2 separate regions of the Homo sapiens genome follow, and region 1 is linked to region 2. Evidence: chromatin loops called from intact Hi-C (ENCODE). Cell type or tissue: MCF 10A. All regions are shown on one strand. Region 1 overlaps USP24 (ubiquitin specific peptidase 24). Region 2 has its middle 53 kb from the start of MIR4422.

The links. A loop is a pair of places that touch in the nucleus more often than their neighbours do. Peaks named below come from ENCODE experiments on the same cell type or tissue, not always from the same donor. Only the 100,000 strongest peaks of a DNase experiment are listed, where the experiment ranks them.
Region 1: a loop joins it to region 2, with 24 times the contacts of the local background. A loop is called at or near these places in 16 of 110 quality-filtered maps.

Annotation. Positions count from the first base shown.
Region 1 is chr1:55,068,829-55,073,828 of GRCh38, reverse strand. It overlaps USP24 (ubiquitin specific peptidase 24), which reads left to right. Exons shown (of 68, transcript NM_015306.3): 64 at 1; 65 at 968-1,043; 66 at 1,426-1,512; 67 at 1,905-2,015; 68 at 4,722-5,000. The coding sequence ends at 4,784. Among named protein-coding and RNA genes, the nearest start is that of PCSK9, 32 kb to the right of the region's middle. In MCF 10A, no CTCF peak of the experiment used is centred here; a DNase peak (open chromatin) is centred at 2,158.
Region 2 is chr1:55,275,770-55,280,769 of GRCh38, reverse strand. No RefSeq gene overlaps it. Among named protein-coding and RNA genes, the nearest start is that of MIR4422, 53 kb to the right of the region's middle. RefSeq lists a silencer at 2,977-3,126. In MCF 10A, a CTCF peak has its summit at 3,054 (motif pointing right); a DNase peak (open chromatin) is centred at 3,069.

The sequences.
Region 1 (5,000 bases), 210 kb after region 2:
AGTAAGTATTGAATTAAAATGCAGGGAGGAAATGGTGTTTTAATTACAAGTCACATATGAGCAGAAGGGGAACATGTGCCCGGTTTTGATACCTGGAGAATCTGACTCAGTCAGGGCCTGCTTGCTTGGAAGGTACAGAAACCTATTTGCATGATCTCAAAAAAATATGAGGGGAAGTATTAAAAGAGTGACAGATCTTTATAGAATCCCAGAAAAGCTCACCCATCAGGCCTTATGTCAGAAAGGCAGGAATCAGGGCAGATATGGAGGCTTTAAGAGCAAGAGTTCATGAGCTTTCACTCAAGGTTTCTCATTAATGTAACCCAGCTACCAGCTCTTCAGGCTCTAGGTCCCTAACCTCAGAATAGCCTTTCAAATCATGTCACCTGTAGCTCCTGAGCACTTGTGAACCCAGGCACCGTGTCAAGAACCTTGCCTGTATTATCTTATTTCATCTTTGTAACAACTTCATGAGGTTAGTACAGTTGTGAGTCATATATCATGGGTAGTTTAAGTGACATGCCTAGAGTCATAGAGTGAAAACTTGAACACAGGCTGATTGACTGCAAAATGAAGGTTCTTTTTTTTTTAATTGTGGTGAAATGTACATAACATAAAATTTACTATTTGAACCATTTTTAAGTGTATAGTTCAGTGACTTTAAGTACATTCACACTGATGTGCAACCATCACCACCATCCATCTCCAGAACTCTTTTCATCTTCTGAAACTGAAACTCTGGACCTATTGAAGACTGACTCCCTATTCCTCCCTTCCCCCAGCCCCTGGGGGAAGCAATTGTAATTTCTGTCTCCATGAATTTGACTACTCTAGGAACCCCATTTAAGTAGAATCACAAATATAAAGACAACTGAATTTTAATGAAACTAGCATTTACGTTTCAAAATGAAGCACTAGGAACAAGCAAAGAAAGAATTTGGCTAATAAAAATCTCCTCGGTCATCAGGTGTCCTGCAGCTAAGGAGTACTTCAAGGAGAATTCCCACCACTGGAGCTGGGCTGTGCAGTGGCTACAGAAGAAGGTAACTGAACATTGAATTTTTCTAGCTGTAACATAGGAATCAATAATAGCACATCTTGTCAGGAAAAATCTCTAGAACTGAATATGGAGACTGACCTTAAAGTGTTTTCAGATTTCAAACATTTCTTTGCTACAGTTTATATCTTGTGTGCATTAAATTTGTCCTAATACATATGTCTTAACTTCATAGGGGAAAAGGTAGGGATGATGATATAAGAAGCAATACTTGACTGAGGTCTTGAATCGCTTTATGTGATGGAAGGTCTGGGTAGACTTGTACCCTACTTGGGATGCTTTTAAGACTCAATATCTAATGGTAGAAACTGTGAACCCATGGGGGCTTATTTGTCACCTCTGATGGCATTTTTGACCTTTCATCTCAGATGTCAGAACATTACTGGACACCACAGAGTAATGTCTCTAATGAAACATCAACTGGAAAAACCTTTCAGCGAACCATTTCAGCTCAGGTGAGAGTTGTCTCTTGTTTTTGCGTGGTCTAAATCACTTATGGAGGATTTTCAGTGTGTTTCTCAGAAACTGCAACCTCTGAGAAGAGAGGTATGAGTTGAAGATGAGAACAAGCAGAAGAAACAATTGGATTTCTATGAAAAGAAAACAGATTGGTGTACACTTACACAAATTTGTGCAGATTATTTGTCTAGAAGGAAAGTCATACAGGTTGGGCAGTCTGGTCACAAAAAGGGACAGGGGTTGAGGGGGTTCTGGTGACTGTGATGAAGGCCTCACTCTCAGGCCTCCGGTCCCACTGAAGGTCAGATGAAAGGTAGTCTTCCCTGGCGGTTGCTGCTGCCACTGAATGGGCCCTAACTTTGTCGTCTTGTGTTTGAATCTTCTGCAGGACACGTTAGCGTATGCCACAGCTTTGTTGAATGAAAAAGAGCAATCAGGAAGCAGTAATGGGTCGGAGAGTAGTCCTGCCAATGAGAACGGAGACAGGCATCTACAGCAGGTATAACGGTCAGCATGTCCTTGTGTGCAAAGGGCAGCCTTGCTCTTAAGCTTTCCAAAAAGAATTTCCACAGCTGAGGGAAAACAAGATGCTTCCTCTGGAATGTGAGTCCAAAGAGTTACCAGCGCTGCCCTCTAGTGATCTCAGCTCAGCATATGCACTAACCGTGTGTTTACAGGGCTGAGTAGTGCTGCAGTGTGAAGTGAATGGAAGGCCTCGAGGTGTTTGTGGCTGGCCACCCTGATCAGCCTGCAGGTAGTCCCGATGAAGCCAGGGCACAGGGGGATTCGTTCCAGCTTGTTCACTTTATTCTGCCTTGCCAGGTTACTGAAAGTCCCTCGTTTGCTCTCACCAGCCTTCCTGGAAATGTGGACTCTTGAAAGAAAAGCTCCCGTGCTCTTGAAGTATACCTGCTTGCCAGGGGAGTCCAAGAAAATTTTGACATGTATTTTTAAAAAAAGAAAAAAAAACAGCTTTAATACCAATCATTATAGTAGAAAAAGAAAATAAATATGTATTGAACACCCACTGTGTGCAAACACTGAACTAAGTGTCAGTTAATCATTACGTCTTTCCAATAGTCTGTAACTTTCCTTAACAGCAGTCTCCTCTGTGGTCCCTTCACAGTACTTGGTACAGAATAGGCCCCATTAAATGAATGTTACTGATGTAGTAGGTGTCATTTTTTTTTAAGTGTTATCTTTCGGATCCTCATAAGCACTATGTGAGGCAGCTGTCACCCTGATTTTACAGAAAGGTAACTGCAGCCCAGCACAGTGATGTGACTTAGCCCAAGGTCACTCCACACATTACCTCATCACCTACTTCATTTGCAGAGAAAATAAAAGCTGTCACAGGAGAGCTCCTGCGGCCACTAATTCCCAAGCATCTGCACTGTTCTTGTCTCCTCTCCTGTGACAGTGGGAAGTTTGCCTCTGTCCACCCAAAGCCCCTAGCGCTCATCCCCGCCCACCTTGGCAGAGCTTTGCGTTCTAATGTGTATGTAACTCTTCAATATCCAGAACGCTCCACCCTGCCAGACCCTTCCCAGCGACGTCTCAGCACACTGGTTTCTCTTCTGCCCTGTCAAAGCCTCTCTTCTGCCCTGTCAAAGCCTCTCTTCTCCCTGTTGCCCCTGCCTTCTTTTCTCTTCTTTGCAGCCAAACTTCGACTAATTCTCTAAACTTAACTTTCCCCATTTTCTTATCTCTCACTCGCTCTTCAGCCTCTTCCCTGCTAACTCCCTCTTCTCTCCAACTCAGCAGTTGGGGTGACAGGTGGCCTGCAGCTTTCAGGCCTCATCTTAGCCGACTGCTCGGCAGCATCTAGCGCTCCTGGCGCTCTTCCCGTTTGAAACACTATTCCAGGGCTTTCCTGACACTTCTCTCTCGTAGTTTTCCTCAAACCCTTCTGGCTGTTCCTTCTCTGTCTCCTTCCTAGTACTGCCTCTTCTGGACCACCAGTAAAGGTTTGTGGAGTCTCTAACCTGTATCCTCCTGCCCTCACTCCATATTCTCTCCGCACCCACCTTGGATTTCTGAACATGAACATCCAGCTCTCTTGTTCTTGACGTTCTCCACTTGGCATACCTTAAAGACCTCAGACTCGATGTGCCCAGCCCCTCCTCCCTGCGCCCACCAAAGCTGGCCCTCCGTCAGTGTTCCTTATCTCACACACAGCACCCCCATGTCATCCCGGACAGCTCCCTTTGAAAGGGTGCTCGTCCCTCTCCTCCACCTGTCATCAGCCCCTCTCTGCCTACATCTGTAAGGATCCCCTCACCTCCACCCCTGCTTCTCTCTGGTTCATGCACTAAAACCTTTCAAAGGCTTTGTATGAGGAGAAAAGCCAGAATCCTCAACACAGTCCTGCTTGATCTAGCACCTGCGCACCTCCCCACCCCCATTTTCTGATTTTTTTTTTTTTTTTTTTTTTTTTTTTGAGATGGAGTGTTGCTCTGTCACCCAGGCTGGAGTGCAGTGGTGCAATCTCACCTCACTGCTACCTCCTTCTCCCAGGTTCCAGCGATTCTCCTTGCCTCAGCCTCCCAAGTAGCTGGGATTACAGGCATAAGCGACTGTGCCTGGCCCATTTTCTGAATTTTATTTATCAAATGTACTCTCTTCCTTCCACCTCAGGGCCCCCCTACTCACCCCCAACTCTCACTCAGCTTAGGTTGTCACTTTAGAGAGACTGTCCTTGCTCCTCCCCACCCCAGCTCCAACTAGATCAGCCCCATGGCACACGGTGAGTATTCAGAACGATTCGCCAAGTGTGTAAGCCAAAGGCCACACAGATGGTAACAGAGGTAGCCTTCAGACCCAGGAGTGACCCAGAGCCCATATTTGGCAGGTGCAGGGCAGGGAGGCTCACACAGTGCCCAACGTGAAGCGGGCACAATGGCCATCAATGCCTCTCCCAGCTTTATCACTGCTCTGCGTTCTCACATGGGTGCAGAGTAGCATTGTGACTTTAGACAAGTCGCTGGGTTGTTTCACTGACTAAATGAGATCATAGAAATGTACATGTTTTACATAATCATGAATTGTCAAATATTAGATGTAATAGTTATCACATTTTATTACCCTTTGATAAACATTGCATTAAGTTGCCAGATGAAGACATGTTTAAATTGCAGAACACAAGTCAGCATAGAAAACCTTTTCTCTAACCGTATGAACTTTAACTTCCTTTTCTTTTCTGCAGGGTTCAGAATCTCCCATGATGATTGGTGAGTTGAGAAGTGACCTTGATGATGTTGATCCCTAGAGGAACATGCCCAGCCTGAGAGGAGTCAAGACACAATACTGGATGCTCAGCACCTTCTTGGAATCAGAATCTCGAACCCTTTGGAAGAGCCTGGAGATTGGACTGGGAAAGCTGCTGTGACTTGGGCGGATCGTGTATTTCTCAAGGAAAGCATTTTTAAGCCACTAGAAGGTTTGGGAGCTGTTTGGCAGTGGGAGAACTCCGGCATGTGGATCA
Region 2 (5,000 bases):
GATGTAGCCACTTTCATCAATTATCTTAGCTAGATCTTCTGGATAACTTGCTGCAACTTCTCCATCAGCACTTGCTGCTTCACCTTCGACTTTGATGTTATGGAGACGACTTCTTTCCTTAAGCCTCATGAAGCAACCTCTGATAGCTTTGAACTTTTCTTCTGCAGCTTTCTTGCCTCTCTCAGCTTCCATAGAATGGAAGAGAGTTAGGGTCTTGCTCTGGATTAAGCTTTGGCTTAAGGGAATATTGTGGCTGGTTTGATCTTCTATTGAAACCACTAAAACTTTTTCCATATCAGCAATAAGTTTATCTTTTTTTTTTTTTTTTTTTTTGCTTTCTTATCACTCATGTATTCACTGGCACAGAACTTTTAATTTCCTTCAATAAATTTTCCTTTGCATTCATAATGTGGCTAACTGGCACAAGAGGCCTAGCTTTCAGCCTGTGTTGGCTTTCGTGATGCCTTCCTCACTAAGCTTTATCATTTCTAGCTTTAGATTTAAAGTTAGAGATGCACAACTCTTTCTTTCACTTGAACACTAAGAGGCCATTGTAGGGTTATCAATTGGCCTAATTTTAATATCATTGAGTCTCAGGGAATAGGGAGGCCCAAGGAGAGAGAGAGAGAGATGGGGAAACAGTCAGTGGAGCAGTGAGAATACACACAATATTTATCTATTAAGTTTATCGTCTTATGTGGGCACCGTTCATGACACCCCAAAACAATTACAACAGTAACATCAAAGATCACTGATCACAGATCATCATAATAACAGATATAATGATAATAAAGAAGTTTAAAATTTTGCAAGAATTACCAAAATGTGGCACAGACACACAAAGTGAGCACTTGCTGTTGGGAAAATGGTGCCAATAGACTTGCTAGATGCAGGGTTGCCACAAACCTTCAGTATGTAAAAAATGCAACATTGACAAAGTGCAATAGAACAAAGTACAGCTTTACTAGAAAAGTTACCCAATTATGAATTGTTAATTGAACTCAGCCATCAGAAGTTGCCAACAAACAGGCCAGGCACAGTGGCTCATGCCTGTAATCCCAGCACTTCGGGAGGCAGAGGCAGGCGGATCACCTGAGGTCAGGAGTTCGAGACCAACATGACAAAACCCTATCTCTACTAAAAATGCAAAAAAAAAAAAAAATAGCAGGGCACTGTGGCGCACCTGTAATCCCAGCTATTCAGGAAGCTGAGGCAGGAGAATTGCTTGAACTGGAGAGGAGGAGGTTGCAGTGAGCTGAGATCACACCACTGCACGCCAGCCTGTGCAAAAGAGCAAAACTGCCTCAAAAAAAAAAAAAGTTGCCAGTAAATGGCAAAGTAGTTGCAGAAATTGATCAGAAAGAGATCACATGTTGGAGATGATGAAAAAAAAAGGGTACTCGGTGGCTTGTTCCTATTTCCAAAGTTCCAGAAGGAACTGTTAAAGCAAATAAATTAAGAACCATCCCCTCAGATCATGTATACATTCACCTCTCATCAGAATCTGAGCTTTATGAGAGAAAAGATAATTTTGTTCCCTTCTGTATCCTCAGAACCTAGAACACTGCTTGGCACAGAGTAGGTGCTCAAGAAAAAACACTATTGAATGGATTCATATTAACCCATATGATGGCAGCACAGAGGCGGCAGGAGAGATCATGGGGAACCCAAAATCACTGTTAAAAGTTGTACAAGGCCGGGCGCAGTGGCTCATGCCTATAATCCCAGCACTTTGGGAGGCCGAGGCGGGGTGGATCACCTGAGGTCAGGAGTTATAGACAAGCCGACCAACATGGTGAAACCCCATCTCTACTAAATACAAAAAAATTAGCCAGCATGGTGGCCCGTGCCTGTAATCCCAGCTACTTGGGAGGCTGAGGCAGGAGAATTGCTTGAACCTGGGAGGCAGAGGTTGCAGTGAGCCGAGATTGCGCCATTTGCACCCCAGCCTGGGCAACAAGAGCGAAAATCTGTCTCAAAAGAAAAAAAAAATTGTACAAATATGACACAAAAACTGTTTCAGGTAAATTTAAATGTTCAAAATTATATCCAATTTTAGAAACACATTTATCCTTTTTCTTATATCTTTCCCCCAAAATAATTATTATATAGTCCTAGTTGGGCATGGTGACTCACGCCTGTAATCCTAGCACTTTGGGAGTCCAAGGTGGGAGGATCACTTGAGGCCAGGAGTTCAAGGCCAGGAGCTCAAGGCTGCAGTGCTGCTGCACTCCAGTTGGGCAACAAAGCAAGACCTTGTCTCAAACAAATACACGTACATACATATATATATATGAAATATACTGATAATTAATATACAATGCCCTTCCTCTTCCATCATCTCTAATAATAATAATATGACATAGAGAATACTAGTAATTAATGCACAATACATCACATAAATTGATGAAAACAGCTAACAGGTTGTTACCATTTTTTCTGCGAATGGGCCAGTGAAATCTGTTGAACAAAAGGAAACAGAAGAGCATGTGTGTGGTAGAACACAGAGGCCAGGAAGGGGCTCGAAGAAAGGAACTGAGAGAAGATGGGGCAAGAGGAGGCTGACACCAGAGGAGGAAATTTCCAAGGGGTGGTGGGTTAGAAGAGGTTCAGGAGGGGTATCTGCGAGCAGGGGAGGAAACATTCTGAGCAGCTCAGCTGCAGAACCTTTGCTCCCTCATCCCTGGGACTCCCAGCCACTCTGCTATGCGGCTCTCTCCCAGGGACTACTTGATGGTCTTTTTGACTTTTTCCTGAATGTTCCACCTTATTTTTAATCATGGTTATTCTACAAAGCAATTACTCCACCCCATCCCCTTACTATAGGAAGCTAATTCTAAAAAAATTAATCAACTTTTAAAATAAGAATGCGCAGGATGAAGTCTTCACTAAAGTCTGTTAAAAAAAGGAGATGGCTATCTTCAGGGAGTGATTAATCGCAGCCTTTGCTATGCTTGACTAAATCACCCCTTGAAGCACTATTGATTCCTAACATTGGTGACGGGAGAACGCATCAGCCACCGTCACAGTTGTGCGCATGTCCACAAGAGGGCAGTGGTGCATGCAGTCAGAACCCAAGTTCTCACCCTGGCCTCAGCCGCTGGGATCAGAATTAGGGACTGCGATATAAGATCCAGAGTCAGAGAGCGAAGATCATCTCACACACACATGCTCACACACACAGGCGCACACACACGCACACACACAACACGTGGAGCACGGAGGCCCAGGGAGAAGGACTCGCCTATGGTCTCACAGAGACAAATTGCAGAGCTAGGCCTCCCTCCCTTCATCAGTTGTTCCCTGGGGAGTTGCTGTTAACAGACATGCTGGGGCCCACCCAGACCCAGTGAGTCAGAATCTCCAGGTGGGGCCCAGGCCTCAGTTTTTTAAAGCACCCCAGGGTTAAGAAGTCCTGCTATCTCCATGGTTGCCTCTCAACAAAAGGGAGAGAAAAGAGAGAAATATGAGTCTTCTATACCTTAGCAAGTGTCAAGACACTAAATGGGGCAGGAGAGGGGGAGGCAATAAATTACGCAATATTAAGAGAAAATGAATACAAAACAGAGTATAAGTCAAGGCCCCAGCAAACAGTCAAGGTCCTACTCAAATGGGGTACCTTGGGGAGAGTTAACAAAGGAATTGCAAATGTATAGTCAGGATGTAGAGAAACCTTAAATCAGTATCTGTGGGGGCAGTGACCCCCAGGCCAAAGGGAGTGGTTATGGGAATCTAGGGACAAGGCGGGCTGGGTGGCTTCCCACCACCTGGCAGGAGCTGTGATCTTCAGTAGAGGGAAGCAGCCAGGGGAATTAATACGCAAACCCACTCTTCCCCACTCTCTGAGTCCCTGCCAGTGCTCCCTGGGCCAAACTCAACCAGAAGCCAAAAGGCAAGGCAGCCATTGAGAGTCCCTAGAGATCTGCTCCTGAGGCACTGAACAGGCTGACCAAGGACAGAGAGTGCTTCGGTGACACACGCAATCACTGTTCAAGCGTTTGTCCATTCAACAAAAGTTGAATGAGCATTGCTAGATACAGACAGTATTGCGTGTAAAACGACTTTCACTTCTATTCCTCTGTGGATGAGGAATAGACATTTTTTTGCTGGTTTGAATGCAATATAGGCAAAGTCTCTTCTGGGAAAACAATAATAGGGCTTTAGTTAGAAGAAGAGTAATGCCTAAATATTCTTACTTCTTGGATTTGTTTTAATATAGCAATGAGCAACTTTCTTTAGAATTGGAAAATAGGAAAAAGTTTTCATTAAGTTACCATACAATAGGGTTGGTAACTTCCTGATTGGAACTACAGAATCTCCTTTCTGAGGCTTAGAAAAAAGATATATGTTCTTTAGATTTATTATACAATTTCTGCCTGTTCAAAGAAGTTTCATATATATATTTCATATACATTATCTTGCCCCTAACCTCCCTCCATCAGGGCATTTATCTGATCCTGGAGGTGGAGTCAGGGGTTTACAGTTGAGAACTCAGCAAAATTGAGTCTCAGTTCTCCATGACCTCACTGGATAACCTTGGCCCAGTCACTTCCCCCATCATAACATGACAGAGCTGGATGAGACGTGTAGGTTTCAAACATTTTTTAGCAGGAGGACTTAAAAAAAAAACTTACATGGCAACCAACAATATAACAGATTTAGTAACTCTTCACTTGTTGAAACAGACTCCCTCTTACCCTGTGGCTAAAAACTCCTGTGGAAATTCCAGAGAATTTTTCAAATTCCTTCCAGGACTGTGTTCTATGAAATATTAGTTCCATGACATAGTAATATTAGCATTTGGGGGGGAAGTAGGGGTATCAGCAAAGTTCAACAGATTCTCTTTGCTGTGGGAATTTTCGGGGACTTTAATATGGTAAAGTGTTTTGTCAATCTCTAGTCTGGTGATTTACTATATAGTTGGAGAAACAATGATCCAGACAAATTTCTTTTGATTTTTTTTTTTACCACAATCCACAGTCAGAAATACACTTTCTATC